Linked DNA regions of Homo sapiens: region 1 is linked to region 2. A link is a loop called in an ENCODE intact Hi-C map of the cell type or tissue named here. Cell type or tissue: pancreas. All regions are shown on one strand.

Region 1 (8,000 bases), 110 kb before region 2:
ATGCTTAAATTCTCTGAACCATGATGAACTAAAGGCTTTCTATTATTATTTAGCACTAAAGCTAAGATAATTGGAGATTGAATTTCTTCCAAGGTCTGAGGTCACAGTTTCATGATTTCTTACATGACAGTTATAGCATTGGTCACAAAGGAGTGGGACAGAATTTAGAAGATTTGGACTACACCAAGACTCCAACTCCCTATGAACCTCCTCAGACAAATGGATCAGCCCTCTCTACCCTGTCCTGGTGAGGCTGTGCTACCTTCTTAAAGACACTGTCTCTCTCTTACCTGAGTAAATCGCTTTTCCAGAGGAAGCCACTTCTCAATTCTCATCTTCAGTCTTGCCCCCCACCCCCACCACTCCTCACAGTATTTAGATATTAACCATAGGAAGATACAGTATATGCTAGTAGACTAAACCCAAGAAGAAAATTCCTTGCAGGGTGTTACTTAAATTTTAGGAAGGATACCATACCATGGTGGTTAAAACACTGGAATCCAATGGCCTGAATTCAAATTCCCCCTGTGACACTTACTGTGTGACCTTTGTCAAGGTTTTTTTTACATATTTTTGCCTTAATTTCCTCATCTGTAAAATTCAAATAATAACAGTTTTATCCCTTAGGGTTTTTGTAATAATTAAAATGAATCTATATATATAACATGCTTAGAACAGCTGGCATACACTAAGCGCTACGTAAGTCGTGGCTATTCGTGCACATTAAACTCTAGAATACAATGCACTCAGGCTCCACCCAGCAATCATCCCTTAGTGTAGTTAGACTCTGGCCTTTTCTGCTATGGAGGCTCCATGCTGCAGTGTTCCACACCTCTGGATAACTGCCATTCTCAGCACAGTCAATCTGCACATCTTCTATGCTGAGCAGGTGCACACCGCCAAGGAAACAAAGACAATAACAAAGCCATATGTGCTAATACCAGATTCAACTTACTTAATCTGCAACATGAAAAAGTAGAATTATATAGTAACATCAAAACAGTGAGGCCCAGGATACAGCCGCTTCTTTTTATAAAACTACCATTTATTGAGGGCCTTCAGTTACAGAAACTGTGTGCTTCCCACTTTACAAGATATCGTGGATTGATGTCCGCTCAAATGTTTATGTCCCCTCATATTTCACATGTTGAACCCTAACCTCTAGTGTGATGCTATTTGGAAATAGCGTCTTTGGGAGCTAATTAGGGGCCCTCGTGATAATGGAATTTGTGTCCTTATAGAAAGAGACCAGAGAGTTTGCTCTATAAAGCTTTCTTCACCATTCTCCCTCACCCTTATGCGAGGACACAGGGAGTAGGTGGCGGTCATGTGCAAGCCAGGAAAAGAGCCCTCACCAGAATTCAACTATGCTGGCAACCTTACCTTGGACTTCCAGCCCCCAGAACTGTGAGAAAATAAATTTATATTGTTTAAGCCACCTAGACTACAATGCTTTTTATGGCAGCCCAAGCTAAGACATGGACATTTTCCTTTGTCCTCACAAGAGTGCAGGAGACCCAGTCCTTGCCCTCAGTGAACTTTCAGTTTACTGATTAGGTACTGATACCAAGGTGATTAGGCACAGAGATAGGGAAGTACACCAAGGATAGCTTGAGGAAAGGAATATATAAAGTACCCCCTCAGCACACACCTACAATTCTCTGCCAAATACAAGGGGGTTGTTTCTTGCTTGATGACAGCAACCAATGCACTTTGAAAACAATGTCAAGCAGGTTTCTTCCCACCCCTTTCCTAGCAAGTTCTTAGGAATTATGCTTCTCTCTCTCTTCCTCCTCCTCCTTCTCCTCCTCCTCCATAATTTCCTCCACTTTTGCCCTTGCCTGCTTCAAAATTCTTGGAAGAGGTTGGACCAGCATTCACCAGTATCCTGAGGTTTCAAAGCAATCATGTCCTAGTATGGTGGTTTCAGAACCAAGGACAGCACTGTGTCTATCTCTCCCAAAGTTCTGTAATCCACACCTATGGGAGTGGTGTGATTAGATTTCCCCCAAAGTCACAGTTAAGACAGATCTTTCATATGCCATCCTAAGAAAATAATATTAATGTAAAGTAATAGTAGTAATGCCTAATGTTTATTGAGTGTTTAATATATGCTATATGTTTATCATTTCATTTAATTCTCATAACAACCCTATAAAGTAGATTTTTTTATTATCCCCATTTGACAGTTGAGAAACAAACTCAGGAGGACATCAAGTGGTTTGCTCAAGGTCACGTGGATAGTAAGAATCAGAACCAGAAGTGGAATCCAAATTAGGCATTTACTACTATTATTCTATTTGACATGACTTCTTATATAACTGTACTTGCTGAAATTATTCTTTCTCTGAATAGTTTTTCCATCATAAAGCACTGTTTTCCAGGAACACTATCAGAATTATGTGCATTTCACCATATGAACCTTACACAATATGACTTCATTACTCATGGGACATTGAGCTTCCATGAAGCCAGATAACATTAGCAGAGACTCCTGCAAGGAATTACATGGCGAGGCTGAGAGAAGACATTCCCAATTAATCATTGCCTTCCACCTTAACCATTGAACTACCAGCCCCAAGAACTGTGAGAAAGTGAATTTGTATTGTTTAAGCCACCCAGTCTATATAACACTTAATTATGGCAGCTCAAGCTAACCATAAGACATAGACATTTTCCTTTGTCCTCAGCCTGTGAGTGATGGAGAGTTACTGTCACCAATAGGAAGGAAACGAGAAGGGCAAATAATATTCATGGAAAATTGCTGTTTTGCAAGGACCTTGGTAGGCATTTTTGCAATATTTTAAAATTTTATATTGAATTTCTAAATACAACTTATTATAGTTTTTTTCAATTATATATACACACTCCAGCGAAAAAATAAAACCAAAAGGAAAACCTCACTTATTTTCCAGTACTCAGAGATAACTATTCTTTCTGTTTTGTGTATTTCTCCACAGTCTTTACTTTCTACAATTATTTTCAGCAAGTAGGGGAGTGAGTAGACCATCCAATGATAAACTAAGTATTTATCTGCTAAACATACTGGGACTCCAAGTAAACTCTCATTTGAAGAAAGGATATCATTTGTTTTTAAAACTAAAGTTTTTAAAATTTATCTAGTAAATATTTTGGATAAGCTTGTGGATATTTTGAAGTTAACTTTCGATTATAAACCAGAAATATTAGTAGCTAATTTGTAATCCCATGGAAGAGAAATGTCTGAGTATTGGATTTCAAAAATTCCAAAATCAACTCGCTATCTACTTATACACCACTAGGTGGTACTAGGTGATTTTTCTTTTCTCTTTAAGTCAGATAATTGTGTGTGTTTTCTGCTCTTAACACTCCTTAAAAGGTGAAATTGAAGGAAATTTGGGAAGTGCTAGAAAAGTTCTAAAATTGGATTGTGGTGATGGCTTCTAAATTTAAATCACAAATTTACTAATATGTCTTGAATGACATTTCAGTGAAGCTGTAAAAATTTTAAAAAAAGCTAAAACTTTTTCATATGTGGTTTATCTTGAGAATCCATATGCTTTTTCTGTATATTTAAAAGAAAGCAAGAAATCTGCTTAGCGACAAGTTGAAAATTTTTAATTCATTTATATAATCTGGACATGCTTCCACCATTGTACTTTTACTTCTTTAATTTGCATACTTTCAGAATTGTCTTACATCAGAAAATTGCCTAATATTGCAGGTACCTAATTAACCAATATAATTAAGTATTTATTTAAAACCTTTTTATATAGTACTCTCAAACAGAAACAATTTGATTTTTGGTATTGCCTTTCAATAGCTTCTTCACCACGCAGAGTATCTCTATGAAATGCAAGAGTCCATAAACCCACATCTTTAACTTTTAACTTGGATGGTATTTTCAGCATTTAATTTGATTAAAGACGGGGTTTTTTTCCACAGTGATATACATGGCACAACATATTATCACTAACACAGGTATCCCTTGTTAAGGAAATTACAGAATTGGGAAGTAAGCAAATCTAGTGCCGTAGTTAAATCCCTTGGCCTCTTAGATCTGCATTGAACTCATTCTAAGCTCTGTGAGCTTGGGCAGTGTTCAGGAGTTGGAAGCTGTTTAACCTCCCCAGGCCTTTTCCTCATCTGTAAATTTGGAATAAAACTTTCTCATAGAGATTGTATGAGGATTAGATAGGTTTGACATCAGTAACATAGAGGAAGAAAAATGTTACTGAAACTGTGCTTGCCAAAAGTGGCTATCATAATTCATTTTTGTAAAATTAAACCTCTGTTCTTTACAGACATTGTTGAGAAACAGGGGAACACAACTGAGACTGGAAGGCTTTGCCAGTGATGTTAAGCTTAAGATCTGAAGTAGGTAGATGGCTTGTTGTTTTTAATAAAGACATTAAGGACTCGGATATAGTAACTGTTAAAAATTCCAGGAGGGAGAGATGTAGGCACTAAAGGGTAGTTTAAGACACAGATGTTTAACATTCTATTTCAATTTGTTTGTGTTATTGCAATGCAACCAAGTTTATCATTCCCAAGCCTTCCTTTAATCCTGCTGCACAAACAAAGTCTCTGTGTGATTAGTGTGAGAGGAAATCAAAGAAAAGGAGCTGAGTCCCACCCTGGCTTGTTATGGAGCAGAAAAAGCAGCTGCAGAATTAAACAAGATCAAGGGCTGTTGTCCAGGCAGTGATGTGATCATAGCTCGCTGTAACCTCCAACTCCTGGGCTTAAGTGATCCTCCCATCTCAGCCTCACAAGTATTTGGGACTATAGGCCTGAGTCATCATGCCTGGCTGGTTTTTAAAAATTTTTTATAGAGACAGGGTTTTGCTTTGCTGCCCAGGCTTGCCTCAAACTCTTGGCCTCAAGTCATTCTCCCACCTCAGCCTCCCAAAGTGCTAGGATTACAGGAGTGAGCCACTGCACCAGGCCTCAAATTTTTTTTAAGATGTGAGATAGAAGGTTGTAATCAAATGTGCATGTTTGTGTGGGGGAGGGGTGGGGGAGATGTCTTAATGTATACAGAGTTGAGCCTCACTATTTATGGATTTCATATTTGCAAATTCACCTACTTGCTAAAATTTATTTGCAGCCCCAACACAAATACTAAAAACAACAATAAATATTGACAGCATTTTATCAGTCATTTGCAGACACATACAGAACAGACACACACACACACAAAATGAGTCACCGGAGGCACGCTTTCCTAGCTGCAATCAAACAAGGTAATGTTCTGCCTTCTTGTTTCAGCTCACATAAACAAGTATCCTTTTCACAGTCTATTTACTGCCATGATTTTGCATTTTGGTACTTTTATTATTTTTATTTACTTTTTTGGTGATATTGCTGTTTAAAATGGCCCTACCAAGAGTAGTGCTGAGGTGTTGCCTAGTGTTCCTAAGTGTAGAAGGCTGTAATATGCGTGAGGAAGAAAATACACATGAAGATAAGCTTCATTCAGGCATGAGTTACAGTGCTGTTGGCTGGGTGTTCAGTGTGAATCAATCAAAAGTATATATTAACCAAGCCATCTTTAAACAGCAACACATATTAATATACTGCAATACAATTCTGATGCTAACCATCCAGTTAGCATTCAGACTCCGCAAGTTAAAGAACACAGTCCCCGCAAAGACTGCTCTTATTTCAGATGCCAATTCAGGGGTGTCCAGGCCTCCCATACTTCTGACCAACTGGTTACAAATCTGGGGGTTTCAAGGACCCCCTCAGGTTCAATAATTCACTAAAATGACTCACAGAACTCAGGAGAGTGCTACACTTATAATTACAGTATATTATAAAGGATACAAACCAGGATGAATTAAGTGAAAAGACACAAAGGGTGAGGTCTGGAAGGGCGCCCAAACATACAGCTTCCTTGCCTGCTAAAAAAGCTTCTATTCAAAAGAAAGAGAGTAGCTGTCGAAAAGCAGGGAGAACAGAACTACCTGAGAGCACAGCCAACTAGAGCCATTTATGCTCCAACACCCTTGGAACCCTCAAAAGCCCCTGCAGCTAGTGGGGAACAGGATCACAAATATTTATCCTCTAAAATTTAAAGTCACCAAAAAGACATTACCCTTCCTTCCTTCCTTCCTTCCTTCCTTCCTCCCTCTCTCTCTCTTCCTTCCTTTCTTCCTTCCTTTTTCTTTCTTTCTTTCTTCTTTCTCTTTCTTTCTTCCTTTCTTTTTTTCTCTCTCTCTCTTTCTTTCTTTCTTTCTTCTTTCCTTCTACATATAAGGAGCACCTACTCTGTCCCAAGCAGTGTTCTAGATGCTGCAGAAGCAACCAGGAACAAAAATGACAAAGCTTTTGCTCTCCTGGAGCTTCCCTTCTACAGGGGGAGAATATGGTGTGGGGGCGTGGGTTGGGACAGGGGATGAGAGAGACAGACAATAAATAAATAAGAAAAACATAATATATGTCAGATAATAATAAGTGCTGTGAAGAAACATTTGACAGTGCAAAATGCCTGAGTCATGAGGCACCGGCTGTTCTTACCCAGCAAAAAGCCTTCTAGGGCAATGATACAGGCACGGGGAACTGGAAAGCGTTGGGGAGAAGTCTATGAAGATGTGAGAGTTGAAAGTTCCAGGTAAAGGCAAGTGCAAATTCCAGGCGTAGCAGGAAGAACTGCACGAAGGGCAGTGCCAGCTTAGCCAGAGGGCTAAATATGATAGGAATGGAAGGAAATGAGATCAGAGAGGCAGCCACAGTTTCGAGAATATAAGGCTCTGGAAATCACCATAAGTATTTTGGATTTTATTCAAGTGAGATGGGACACTATTGGAGGATCTTGAGTGGGAGAGTGAAATGATTTGACTCGGATTTTAACACCCTCATTCTCACTGCTAGTGGAGAAAGAGGATAGGGTGACAAAAGGGGAAGCATGCAAGTATCTAGAAGGCCACTGGGCAACCCTGGAAAGAGATCATGGGGACTTGGACCAGGGTATTAGCACTGGAGGTGGTGAGAGGGAGTCGGACTCTGGGTGTATTTTTGAAGGTAGAACCAACAAACCTTACTAATAGAATGGATTTGGAAGAAAGAGTCAAAGATGACTCTTTTTTTTGTTTTGTTGCAGAGACAGCTGGAAAGATGGCGTTGACTCCAAAGATGGAGCTAAGGATCACCAGAAAGGAATCTGTATTTTTCTAAGACTTTTTGGTATATTTACTGCTCTCAGGTAGTAGCTAAATTACACTGTGACTATTTCTAATTACTTTGGCTGCTAAATGGCTAATGGCTTAATTCATATAAAGTACAGTGCTGGGACTAAGCTACTGTACTATGAATACTAGCTACTGTTACTACACTTTAGATCACAATTTAACTTCTAGTTACTATACCTTAGATCACAGTTTAACTTCAGTAAAATATCCGGAATAACCAGACCAAAAATTAGGATAGTTCATGAGAAAGTAACCCAATGTTTTCCGACTTGGTGACTTATCATCCATCTAAGTAAATGAAGGGTGTTCAAGTGCGTGAATACTCAGAAGAAACTAAATTTGAATACATGGATCTCTGATTTGTTCTTTTGGAATACAAGTTTAAGAGCTAGAGATTAAAATGATTAGTGGTCTGCTAAGAGATGTTGCTGGGGGAAGGACATTTAACCTTTATAAACCAGAAAATGTATTTATCTTTCAGTCATATTGTGTTCTGCTCTGTGCTTTACTGCTTAATTTTCATGAAAACAAAGTGAATGTATGTCTTAGAACAAGGACAGTTGGCAGAGCATGTGCAGGCCCTACATTGCCTATTGCTTATTTTCATAACTCTATTTAATTATAATTTACATATAACAAAATGCAACCGTTCATAAGTTTCTCAAGTCTTGACAAATAGATAACATTTGTATAACCACTGTCACAATCGTGGTAAACAATGTTGCCATCAGTGCTTTCCCAGAACCCCTCGTCTCTTCTGGAGACCACCTCTTCTATTTATCGTTAAAGATTGTTAACTCCAAGTCCCCAGTCTCTGTCCAGCCAGGG
Region 2 (8,000 bases):
ACAAATTTCAAATCTAATTCATTCTTAAGGTGCAGTCACTAGTAACCTGTTGTGTGTCTGTAACATCTTGAGCAGGTTTCCCAACCCTAATGAATCAGATTTCTTAGTAATGTGCAGAAATTACATTTTTTAAAAACATATCCCTCCCTTTTGTCCAGTGCTTCTCTTGCCAGCATTGGTATGTCATCTGATGTTTCAGAAATTGGCTTGGCTTTTTTTTTTTTTCTTTTTCTTGAGAGAGTCTCACTCTGTCACCCAGGCTGGAGTACAGTGTCGTGATCTCAGCTCACTACAACCTCCACCTTCTGGGTTCAAGCAATTCTCGTGTTTCAGCCTCCTGAGTAGCCGTGATTACAGGCATGCACAACCATGCCTGGCTAATTTTTGTATTCTTAGTAGAGACAGGGTTTCACCATGTTGGCCAGGCTGATCTTGAACTCCTGACCTCAAGTGATCCACCCGCCTTGGCCTCCCAGAGTGCTGGGATTGCAGGTGTCATCCACTGTGTCCGGCCCAGAAATTGGTTTATTTTATAGTACAGGCTTCCCTCGGTGTCCATGGATTGGTTCCAGGACCTCCCATGGATACCAAAATCTGAGAATGCTCAAGCCCCTGATTTAAAATGACAGTATTTGCCTATAAGCTATGCACATAATCCTGTATACTTTAAATTATTACGTCATCTCTTGATTGCAAATAATACCTAATACAGTGTGAATGCTATGTAAATAGTTGTTATACTGTATTGTTTAGAGAATAATGACAAGGAAAAAAGTGTACATGCTCAGTACCCATACAATTATTTTAGCGAGTATTTTCTATCAGCAGTTGGTTGCATCCATGGATGTGGAACCCACAGATACAGATGGGGCCAATTGTATTTCACAAAAGGGCTATCCATATTTGAAGTGAGAATGAAAGGAGCCAGTATAGAGGAAATGATTAAAGTGACTACAGGGAAAGATACTATTTGAGTCAGCGGTATCTTGACAAAGGGTGGAAGGAAATGAGAGTAACAGCACAGATGTGAAACTCAGCCTTAAAAAGGAAGAGATAGTCTTACTTTCGAAACAAGAAGATGAAAGGACTCTGATGTAAGAGGGAAGGGTATGGGATGTAGTATTGCTAGGTTCCTTTCCCTGCAACTTCAGGTTGGTTACATCACTTGCTGAGTTGTATGACGGCCACCTAGGAGGCAGTTCAAACAAGGACAGCAAAAGAATACAGACTAAGAAGAAAGAGAGGAAAGTCTTACCAGTTAACATCAGGAGCTGAACTGAAATTGAAATGAAATGCAACTGGACATGTTTAGACTCATTTTCTTTCATTTACAGGGTAAGATTTGAGTTAATGATACTTTTGTTTTGTCGTTGGTAGTAGGCTTGATCCTGGGTGTTTTTTTTTGGCGGGAGGGTGTTGGGGGAAAAAGAGAAATCCTCCATCCTGTTAATGGCTTAGAAGTGCATTTTACTGAGTCTTTCTTCATAAAAACGATATTCTGAATGTTGGTGACATTCCTTGGCCAATCCACATAAAGACAGTCTTATAAAAATCTTAATTTATCTTTGTACATTTTCATATTATAGCTACTGTCTTAGGTTTATTGAAATAGGTACATAAGAATGGTATAAAATGTCATAATCTCTAGGTTAGTCTCAAAAATCTCATTACTTCGTTTTCGTTCTCAACCAAAGCAAGCATATTTTTCTGGACAGTTTATGGTAATGAGCCAAAATGGTGCCAGGCAACTTCCTTGGGACAGAAAATCAAAACTCTAATACAAAGTACGAAGTTCAGAGAAGGAAGATAGTCTTTAAAAGAAAATTGTTTCAGGTGGAAGAGATAAGTCAAAGAGGAGCATTTATTAAAACAGAGGCATAACTTGAGATGTGGGGCCATTAAAAAGAAATGTTGTGTTTTTATGAAGATCCATATAGCATTGCTAGCTTTCCAGGTGGAGAGCAAGGACCTCCACTGTTTTTTCTACTAAAGCTTTATTCCAACTTCTTCTAACCCTTTCTTCCCCCACTTTTAAAGATATTTGGGATTTGTAGTGTTCAAATTGGGTTAACAAACATAAAAGGATGTTTTCTGGACATAAAGGAAATTTGATTTACAGACTTTTTCCAGGATTTGTTAATAAACAAACGCTGACATCTTAGAATAAATTAAGTATCAATACTACACGAACTGAATTTAATATTCTTTGTGTTTTTTTCATAATTTAAAACAATTTAACAAATTTCAAAATGTTTAATGAAAAAGTTAATAAAATTCTCATATTTTTGTACATTATTTAATGTAAAAATTACTGTACTTCCTACATTGTATTTGAAAGTATATAATGCCAGACACAGTCGCTTAGGCCTGTAATTCCAACACTTTGAGAATGTAACAGCCAATGTAGTGAAACCTTGTCTCCACAAAAAAATGCAGAAATTAGTTGAGTGTGATGGCATGCACCTATAGTCCTAGCTACTCAGGAGGCTGAGATGGAAGGATCCCTTGAGCCTGGGAGATTGAGGCTTCAGTAAGCTGCGATTGCACCACTGTGCAATCTAATTTAATCTCTTAAAAAAAAAAAAAACTGTATACCCACCACATATTATCTTTCTCCTGCATAGATCAGAAATAAAGCAAGACACATAAGGCAGTAATTCCTAGGGTTAAGTGATATAAAAAGTACTATTAAAAAATACGTCTCTGCACAAAATTATTTTTAACACCTAGTTTGCATTATAAAGGCATAAAAGCTTTATACACTTTAATCGCATGAAAGTTTATTAACAAATAACCAGGATAAACTACTCATTGCTTTTTAAAGAAATATGTGTTTGCTTTTAAGAATATGAAGAAACAGGCTAATTTCAGTTTTTAGGCAGAATTGGGTGATGAGAAAAAATGTATTCTCACTTTTGATATATGACTTTCTTTATATTTTGTAAGATTTTCTTTGTATATTTTTTCTATAGATTTCTCTCCTATTCTGTATATGGAGGAAAATAATTTGAGAAAATGTTAGTTTCTAATATTTTCAACATAAGATTAAAAAATAAAAGTTAAACATGCCATTTCAGTAAGTTATTTAGAAATATTTCATTTTTCAGAAATGTTGCCTGCATGGATTTAATTTATAGTGAAGTGTTTTGTGTGTGCTATTTATAAAAAGAGTCTTTACAATGTAAACTTTTATGCTCACTGTAAAATCATCTGTGTTTGTTTATTAAACATATGTCACTTTGAAATGCTGTACTTTGCTGTGGGATACATTTTAGTTTAATTTTTATCGCCTCTTTCCTCATCCATGCCAAGAAAAAACTGAAAGCTTGACTTTATGTTTTTGCATCAAGGCTTGTTTCTAATATGAATATACTGTGTACCACATCTTATTGACCTCAAAAAAAGAAATAATATAAACTTTACATATATTACATTTACACTGCCCTCTACGACAGGATAGAATTTATATCTGGAAATATAAGATATGCCAATACCTTGAGTTTTTCTGTAATTTTTAGCTAATTTAGTGCCTCTTGCAATTATTTACAGATAGATTAAAATTTGATTACTTTAACATTAAGTAGCCTTTTGGATATCAAAGTTTAAGATTAAATACCATCATTGTGAAGTTTCACTGATCTGTTATGCTCCCTTCACTGCACGTAATGAGGTACTTGTTACTCATAAGGCTAAGAATCCTCTTACTTTACTCTTCTAAATAGGCTTCTTCAAAGCAACAGTGTACCTTAGACTAAACAGTGAAACTCTAGATTCTAGAGTGTAGATACATTCAAAACACCAAGATTAAGGCAAAGATGCTAGCTCTTGTCATTTGACATGAAATAGAAATAAAAGATACAAATATAGAGAAACAAAAAAATTACTGATAATTATTCCTTCTAAGTGTAAAATCCTGAAGAGTTAAGTGAAATATTATTAAATTCTTATTTTTTCATTTTACAATAGAGGATATACTTGTTAAAAATGATTTTATATAGCAAGAATGTTCAGATATGAAAATAAATTATAATAGTGATTAAAAATATGACAGAAATAATCTTACCAGAATATACATGAGATCTGAGGATGAAAACTACAAAAGAAATTAAAACTTGGCAAAAAACATTCTCAAGCTTATCTGGAGGAATAAAGTGATAAAGTTTAATAAAGTTAACAGGCTGGGCGCGGTGGCTCACACCTGTAATCCCAGCACTTTGGGAGGCCGAGGCAGGCGGATCACGAGGTCAGGAGATCGAGACCATCCTGGCTAACACGGTGAAACCCCGTCTCTACTAAAAATACAAAAAATTAGCCGGGCGTAGTGGCGGGCGCCTGTAGTCCCAGCTACTCAGGAGTCTGAGGCAGGAGAATGGCGTGAACCCAGGAGGCGGAGCTTGCAGTGAGTCGAGATCGCGCCACTGCATTCCAGCCTGGGCGACAGAGCAAGACTCCGTTTCAAAAAAAAAAAAAAAAGTAAAAAAAAGAAACAATGAAGGAAAACTAGCCCTACAAAACACTGAAATGTTTAAAATGCAAATATCCCAGCGTAGTAGGCCGATCAACGTAACATAGAACCTATAAATAGGTGCTTTTACATGTAGAATTTATTTTGATAAAGTTACGAATAAAGGTAATAATGTGGGAAGCAATAGCCTCCAGTAATGCTGAAGCAACAGGATCTTAGAACAGCGTTTGCAAAGTGTGCTCTACAGAAAACTATGATAATAGAAATCAAAATTTAAAGTGTCCATAGTCCAGTCACCTTGAGAAACTCTGGGATAAAATTGTGTTTTTTATAGCAAAATTAAAATAATGTGTGCTGTGATTCAAATGGGCTATATGATATGTTTTTTTAACACAGAATGAAACCAAATCAGAGTGTCTTGCAGGATTCAGGTTCTTTGGACCACACTCTGCAAAACACTATGTTAGAAATTTAGTTTTGTCCCTCTCCCTCCCACTGGACACCAAAACAGCAGTTATATCTAAAATGTGAATTCATGAAAATGAATGGAAATTTGTATTTCTCACATCTCTAGAAGAAAGCTGTCTCCATGAATGATGTTAAAAAGGGAGATATTGACATATTTGTATGAAAGTGGAGAAATTGAGAATATGAAAAAATAAGCAAAATGAAAAGATTTGGGAAAGACTGCTGCAAAAATAACAGAGGAATAATATGCAGTTGATTTATTTTTTATTTTTTATTTTTATGTTTTTTGAGACCAAGGCTGGAGTGCAGTGGCACAATCTCGGCTCACCGCAACTTCCCCTCCCAGGTTCAAGCCTCAGCCTCCTGAGTAGCTGGGATTATGCGCACTCGCCACCATGCCTGGCTAATTTTTGTATTTTTAGTAGAGACAGGGTTTCACCATGTTGGCCAGGCTGGTCTTGAACTCTTGACCTCAAATGATCCACCCACCTCAACCTCCCAAAGTGTTGAGATTACAGGCATGAGCCATCGCGCCTGGCCGCAAATTGATTTTAAATAAATGAACTTAAACTCTTAGAAGTAAATAGGCAATGGACATGTTCACTAGAAAGGAATGTAACTAATATATAAACATAAGAAAGGCCTTCAACACTCATCACAATCACACTGAAATTCAATAAATGATGTGTGTATTATGCACAAGTCAATTTCTTCATCTTACTAAGTAGCATATGTAGTTTACATATGCTGTTTAAGAAAGCCTATATAAGATAGCCAAGAAAATCTTTATGTTATATGAATTAAGCATCACCTTCCACTCTGCCGAGCATAATACTGATTTTGAGATTAGATGTTTCACATTCATTCTTTCTCTTCCTAGTTCCCATTCTGTGATGGGGCTCACACAAAACATAACGAAGAGACTGGAGACAATGTGGGCCCTCTGATCATCAAGAAAAAAGAAACTTAAATGGACACTTTTGATGCTGCAAATCAGCTTGTCGTGAAGTTACCTGATTGTTTAATTAGAATGACTACCACCTCTGTCTGATTCACCTTCGCTGGATTCTAAATGTGGTATATTGCAAACTGCAGCTTTCACATTTATGGCATTTGTCTTGTTGAAACATCGTGGTGCACATTTGTTTAAACAAAAAAAAAAAAAAAAAGGAAAAACCAACCTGCATGGCCTGTGGGTTATTTTGGTCTTGTAAGGATCCATTTCTTTAAAATACTGACATATAGAGTTGTACCTTATATAGAATATAGTTGTATCTTGAAGTCAACATATTAAATTATTCTCAAAATTATGTATTTGCAGATTGTACTTGTAAGTTTCAAAGAAAAATTACCATCTTTTCATATTGACCTGGAAACTAAATAGGATGTGATTCAGCTACATTAATTTCTTAATACAATCTAGGAAAGACCTGTTGTAGCCTTGATTTTCTTGACATTGGTAATGACACTGAGAAAATATGGCTTCTGTTTTTCACCGTTTTCAATCAAAATGATTGATAAATGTTATTCTGTTTAATTTCATAAGTCAGGTCAATAATAAAGGGGTGGTAACTTCCTCATATTTATCTTCACAGATATTTAATGAAGATGGATCCATTAAAGGAGCCAATAGTGAAAATTTAGTTAAAGGTGATATTAGATTTAAATTAGTCATGAAGAATGTCTTAAAATCTAATGTTCCAGAATTCTGGCCCAAGGAATGGTAAGCACTTGAACTGAGGATTTTGAAGGAATTGGAACATATAATGTCAAGTCTTTTGATCACTAAGCCACATATCCTGACAGAAATAGTAGTCACAAGATTAGATCAAAGGCGTGGGAAGATTTTTTTTTTTCCCACTCTAGCTAATCAAGCACATGGCTTTTAAATTGTATGATCTTTTTCTTAAAAGCAAAAATTTGAAGACAAGTGTTTGTTTATGTAATATTCTTCAAAGACTCCGAGCAGAAACATTGCATTCATTGTTGATTCAGAAAAAAGAAAATATAAAAACTGAAAATAATTAGCAATAAAAGATTTAAGACAAATAGTTCATAAATATTTTTAAAGAGATTAGGTTTTTGAATTTCATAGGTTAGAAGGAAAATCATGGCAAAATTTACAGAAAATTGGGCAAACAATTGAAATTGATAAAGCAGGTAAACATCATCATTTATTTTAGTATACATGAATTCTCAGTAGTAGTCAATCACAAATTTCTACTTGCTAAAATCCATTTACCTTGACAGGAATCAAACCTGACAGCAGCATATCCTATGTAATATATGATCATGGCTATTTTTAAATATGTAGTTTTGTGTATTACTGTAGATAAAAGTTGGTAACAAAATTGTACAGTGGTTTTAAGAAGCCCATGTAACTAACTTGGACATGTCTTTAAGTCACATATTCATCATAAAATCTAAAATCCTACAAACTGATTCTATTAGATTCTTAGGGTAAATTTTTTCTTTGCCCACCTCCTTCTTTTTAAGATAAGTATGCATGTCAGCAAAACAGAGCAATCATGCTTTTAAAGATGAACTGTTTTAAAGAAAAATAAATGCATCAACTCCCAGTGTTTCTGATAAAGGGACATCCTTCTAACTTAACAGACTATTCTTTATCTTGAATTTGAAATTATATTGTTAGTCATGCATTTTTGTAATGTCAGGGGGAACCTGGTACCAGTTCTCAAAACTATAGGATTATATGAGTGTGTGTATACATATGGCAAAATTATAAATGACCACCTTACTGTGAAATATAGATCTTGAGCATTTTGAAAGGCCAAAATAATTAGGTAAATGTATTTTCAAGGTCATGTTAAAATGTTTACATGCTTTTGAACTAGCATTCATTTATGATTAAAACCCTTTTCAGGTTATTTGACCTAAAAACCAAAGTGAGTGTGGTTAGGTTAATATGAGATTTTTTTACACAAAAATCATTGTGTGCAATTACTGTTCTAGCTAAGCACCTTAATGCTTCTAAGTGCTTTTCATTTCGTTGAGGCAAGACAAGTGGGGCTTTCATCTTTTTTTTCTCTATGTCATTTATATTCTA

The links. Peaks named below come from ENCODE experiments on the same cell type or tissue, not always from the same donor. Only the 100,000 strongest peaks of a DNase experiment are listed, where the experiment ranks them.
Region 1: it touches region 2 in a loop (4-fold over the local background); 104 of 110 quality-filtered maps call a loop at or near these places.

What each region holds. Positions count from the first base shown.
Region 1 is chr10:58,174,262-58,182,261 of GRCh38, forward strand. No RefSeq gene overlaps it. Among named protein-coding and RNA genes, the nearest start is that of IPMK, 90 kb to the right of the region's middle. In pancreas, a CTCF peak has its summit at 3,313 (motif pointing right); no DNase peak of the experiment used is centred here.
Region 2 is chr10:58,281,748-58,289,747 of GRCh38, forward strand. It overlaps CISD1 (CDGSH iron sulfur domain 1), which reads left to right. Exons shown (of 3, transcript NM_018464.5): 3 at 5,814-7,839. The coding sequence ends at 5,903. Among named protein-coding and RNA genes, the nearest start is that of CISD1, 17 kb to the left of the region's middle. In pancreas, no CTCF peak of the experiment used is centred here; no DNase peak of the experiment used is centred here.